Regions from separate parts of the Homo sapiens genome. Here region 1 is linked to region 2. Evidence: chromatin loops called from intact Hi-C (ENCODE). Cell type or tissue: Panc1. All regions are shown on one strand.

The links. Hi-C counts contacts between places; a loop is a spot of excess contacts. Peaks named below come from ENCODE experiments on the same cell type or tissue, not always from the same donor. Only the 100,000 strongest peaks of a DNase experiment are listed, where the experiment ranks them.
Region 1: a loop joins it to region 2, with 2.1 times the contacts of the local background. A loop is called at or near these places in 3 of 110 quality-filtered maps.

Annotation. Positions count from the first base shown.
Region 1 is chr1:200,043,906-200,046,405 of GRCh38, reverse strand. It overlaps NR5A2 (nuclear receptor subfamily 5 group A member 2), which reads right to left. Exons shown (of 8, transcript NM_205860.3): 4 at 822-963. Among named protein-coding and RNA genes, the nearest start is that of NR5A2, 17 kb to the right of the region's middle. In Panc1, no CTCF peak of the experiment used is centred here; no DNase peak of the experiment used is centred here; H3K27ac peaks cover 252 bases; H3K27me3 peaks cover 288 bases.
Region 2 is chr1:200,306,466-200,308,965 of GRCh38, reverse strand. No RefSeq gene overlaps it. Among named protein-coding and RNA genes, the nearest start is that of LINC00862, 66 kb to the left of the region's middle. In Panc1, CTCF peaks have their summits at 1,097 and 1,307 (motif pointing right); no DNase peak of the experiment used is centred here; H3K27ac peaks cover 565 bases.

The DNA.
Region 1 (2,500 bases), 260 kb after region 2:
ATCCATGGAAAGCAAGCAGGTCAGAGGCTAGAAAGCAGCAACATACCATAGTAGTCCATGAACTACAAATTATTTACAGCAGTCACATATTAACTTTACTGCCTGCCAATCTGTACATTGTAGTATAGGGTCTGCTCTTTCAACAAAGTTCAAGTGTGGCTTTTCAGGAGCCACTTTCTTGTTCTTTTCAGACCTTTGCTAATGATTTAATAGTTCGTTATTTTTCATGTTTCCTGATTCTCAATTTTTTATTTTGCAGCCTCAGTCATTATCTTTTAAAAAAATACATTTCTACACTATCAAAGATAATATCCTACATGAGAAACTCCTTTTCACCATTAAAGGCTTTAACTCTTAAGAATCATGAAATTAGTAGTTAACACTTGTGACAAGCACACCTCTTTTAAAAAGAATTGAAATCAAACTTTTCCAAGGGTATCTTGATTTAAAAACTCAAAGAATATTTTACTTTTAATAGTTTTACAAATTATTCTTGTTTTCAGTTGGATTGCTTTAGTCTTATTTTCATAACCTGATCTTTTTCCCTTTTTTGTGTCTAATGCATCTGCTCCCCAGACTAAAAAAAAGGGGGTGGGCAGGGGAAAGACAACTAATATTTTAAATTTTTTTCCTAGTAGATTTCACCATGATTAAATGAGACTCAGACTATTCTGCAGATGAAACATAGAAAGATCTTACAGTATTGTCGGTAGTGTTAAAATGCTGGGAAAATAATGTTACCATGCTATAAGTACAATGTTGTTTTACAGTTCATGTCCTTGGAGAGTTTTAATAGGCAGTAGTCTTTAGAAGAATCTTACCTTCTAGCTTCATTCCAACACTTAGACATTTTTGAAAACGACAGTAAGGACAACGCTTTCTCTGTGTTTTGTCAATTTGGCAGTTCTGGTTTTCTATACATGTGTACCTTTTATTATTTTGGACTGTTCGCTTAAAAAATCCCTATAAGACAGAGAAAATAGTGAGACGTATTATAAATCTAACACCCGTCTTTTCCATTGTTTCATTTTAAGAAAATCACCAGTAAATCCTCTCATTGCACTATTTGAGCCCTTATGTGGTTCTGTGGTTTATTTTACATTTCAGCAACATCAACCTTCCCAAACTGTGCCAGGCCATGGTGGAGATTTTTCTGGCATCAGTTTTATTCTTGAAGAATTACGTCAAATCCTGGGGAGATTTGGCTACCCACCATTTTATCCCAACAGTCAGAAAAAATACACTCTATATAGATAAATTTTTTTTTAATCTATTTTCCTATTATCCCACATGTTCCTGATAGAGGTACTCATGAAGTCCTGGCATTGTTTTTAAGTAGTCTGATATAATTTCAGTGATAAACCATTGCAAAATGCCAGTGGAAAAAACTGAATAGCAAAACACCTCAGATTTTTTTTTTTTTTTAACAAATGTCAACACTGGATAGTTAAAAGCAAAAGGATTTAAAGAGTAAAATGGGAAAATGCTCATAATTCCACTGGAATACATTCAAGTATGGGAACTGTTCTTAAAAAGGCAAAACTAATGGAAGGAAAAAGCATGTATCACAGATAGCTGAATTGTAGCACACAGGGTATGAGCTTTCCTTATATTTTATATAAAAGAATTAATCAAAAATAAAATGTGTAGCTTTATAATATGAGATTTACCAGGATAGTATTCATATTTAACCCACTTGCCACAAAGAGAAACATTCTTACTTTGTTATAGAGAATGGAGGGATTTTCCTGGTGGTGGTTTAAGTAATTGTACTGAGTTTTCCACTTAAAAACAAAAACAAACAAACAAAAAAAACTTTGAAAAATAGTGAATATTGAATTTACTGGGAATGTATTAAAAAGTCCTGAGATAAATTCTTAAAGTATAATTTATATTTTTGGTAACAATATAGCATATTTTACATATTAAAATCCATGCACTTAAATAGGTCATATATTTATAAAAATTATTATATTAAAAACTAAAATCTGATTTCTTGGTCTTTATGATATAAATTTCAAAAAATCCTTAAAATTATTTTGGAATAAATCAAGATGAAATCACACAGTTGGGAATTTAGGCTTTTATGTCTGTGGATAAAGAATGTTTAGACTTATAGCACAGAAATACTCTGAAGTTAAAATGTATTTGGGAAATAGTTTGTCATATTCCCTTTCAAGAACAACGATGCTTTAAATATATATAAGTCAAGCAAAATCAATATTTAGGACTGTTAGAAATGGAAGTCTTTCTACAGCTATATCACTTTACTACAATAAAGTATTTTAGAACCATGAGACTGGCAAAGTTTTCTAAACAGCATAAATTTCTTTGCCTTTTGAACTAAATCAGACACACACTTCTAAGAATCATCTCCCTAAGACTCTCTCTTTCTCCCTCATTTTTAGTTGAGTCTTTAAAAAAGGAGCCTAAATTTAGCTTAAAAGAAGTAATCCACTGGTTTATTTTGGTGTTGGACATTATATTTTTCAGGTAGCAA
Region 2 (2,500 bases):
CACTGGGATATGCTCTCCCATTGATACCTTTAAACAAACCTAGCCAGTTCAAATATAAGCATTTTAAGTAGAGATATTAAGATTCTGGGTCTTGACCAGGCACAGTGGCTCACGCCTGTAATCCCAGCACTTTGGGAGGCTGAGGCAGGCAGATCACGAGGTCAGAAGTTCAAGACCAGCCTGGCCAACATGGTGAAACCCCGTCTCTACTAAAAATACAAAAATTAGCTGGTCATGGTCATGCATGCGTGTAATCACAGCTACTCAAGAGGCTGAGGCAGGAGAATTGCTTGAACCGGGACCCCAGAGGCAGAGGTTGCAGTGAGCCAAGATCACGCCACTGCACTCCAGCCTGGGCTACAGAGTGAGACTCTGTCTCAAAAAAAAAAAAAACACAAAAAACACACACACACACACAAAACAGATTCTGGGTCTTAATATGGCTGATGACAATAAAATGTCTCAAGATAGATGTATTTGTTTAATGGTATATATTATGTGCCATTAGTAATTCTTAGTGATGAAATTAAGCCTGTGCTTAAATCTTAAACAAGTCAAGCATCCGTCCTTAAAACACTTGGAGGCAGCTGACAGCTCTGTGTAACCTGTGCTGCAAAAATATTCATAGGAACACAGAAGACATTTCTATAAGCTAAACAAATAAACAGACCACGTGCAGCAGACCCACCGAGTTACTTGATCCAAAACTCAACTGCCAGAGGATTTAACATATCAACAATAGAGGTGTCAAAAGCATAATGTTTCTGTTGGAAATACCACCCAGAATTCCCAGAGAGCCTTTCCAATTGATTAACTTTGAAACAAAATCCAAACATTCTTGGCTGCAGGGAAAAGTTTATCGGTTTTTTTTTCCCCCAACACACTACTAATTTTGAACTAAAAATCATTTGATGTCAAAATTTTTCTTCTGAATAAGATGCTATTGGTATCTTATATTCTAACCATCCTCCCAGAATGTCCAGTTTCTTCCATTTTACAGAATTTTTGTCACAACACGAAAAATGAGGTTGCTCTGCTGAATTTGTAGTATAGAAAGTGGGACATGGATGGGCTTCAAGACGTCCAAATTTATCTACAAAAAACTATTGTGTATGTGTTTTTTTTTTCTGGAGAGAGGATTCAGGCTTTCATAATATTCTGCAGGCTGTGAGCTCCTCTTTCCCCATTTAAGAAGCATTCATGGGCCCTAACATAAATACAATAGGAATATAATTTGCAGCAAGAATTCTCCTTTCCTCTCCCTGAGATGTATTTCCTTATAAGGCCGAGAGGTGGCAGCATAAACACCAGCCTGTAGCAGCCCCATTTTCCTGACGGTGGAAAACTTTTAAAGGTGAAATTTATCTATGTGAGATCCTGTCAATAACCTTGATTTGGCTTGGATAGATTGTGGACATAATGTCCCATCAAACTGCCCTAAAATATTCGTAGAGGAGTAGCGTGAGATTGAATCAGCAGTCCTGGACTTTGAGGTCACAAAAATTGAAAGACAACGTTTTGTTAGAAGTTGAGCACCATGGAGAGAAAAGCACAGAGCTTGATTATTGGTTGACTCAGAGGCATTTACATATTCCATATCAAATCAAATATAATTTCTTGAGTGGCGATTAGTATTTTATTTTACTACATAGTATCATTGTTTAAATAGTATATAAGTTACCCTAAGAGATTACTTATTCTGAATAGGAAAATACTTTTGTTTCTTGGAACCAACAGCCAAAAGATCTCTTTCAGTTCTTGTCCTTAGGTGACTGAGAATAACAGAAAAAGGAAGTTGTTTTGCACATGTAGATTCTGTGGATTTTTATTTTGATAATTAAGTATCACTTTCATTTCCTGTGAAAGTATGAGAAGCATGGATGCAGAGGCATGCTACAATTTTTATGCACACTGGATAGTTTTTTTCTTCTTTAAACATGTCTAGCCAATTCAAATATGAGAATTTTACGTAGCTGGTCAGGCACGGTGGCTCACACCTGTAATCCCAGTACTTTGGGGAGTTGAGGTGGGCAGATCACTTGAAGTCAGGAGTTAGAGACCAGCCTGGCCAACAAGTTGAAACCCCATCTCTAATAAAATTACAAAAATTAGCCAGGCGTGGTGGTATATGCCTGCAGTCTTAGCTACTTGGGAGGCTGAGGCAGGAGAATCACTTGAACCCGGGAGGCGGAGGTTGTAGTGAGCCAAGATCGCACCACTGCACTCCAGCCTGGGCGACAGAGCAAGACTCTGTCTCAAAAAAAAAAAAAAAAAGAAAAAAAAGAATTTTAAGTAGCAGACTCTAGGTCTTAATATGGTTTATGATTGTAAATGTCTCAGGATAGACTCATTTGTTTAATGGGGTATATGATGTGATGCTAGTAATTCTTAGTGATGAAATTAAGCCTGTGTTTAAATCTTAAAGAAGTCAAACATCCAACTTTAAAATAATTATAGCTGGGCATTGTGGCTATATCCCAGCACTTTGGGAGGCCAAGGC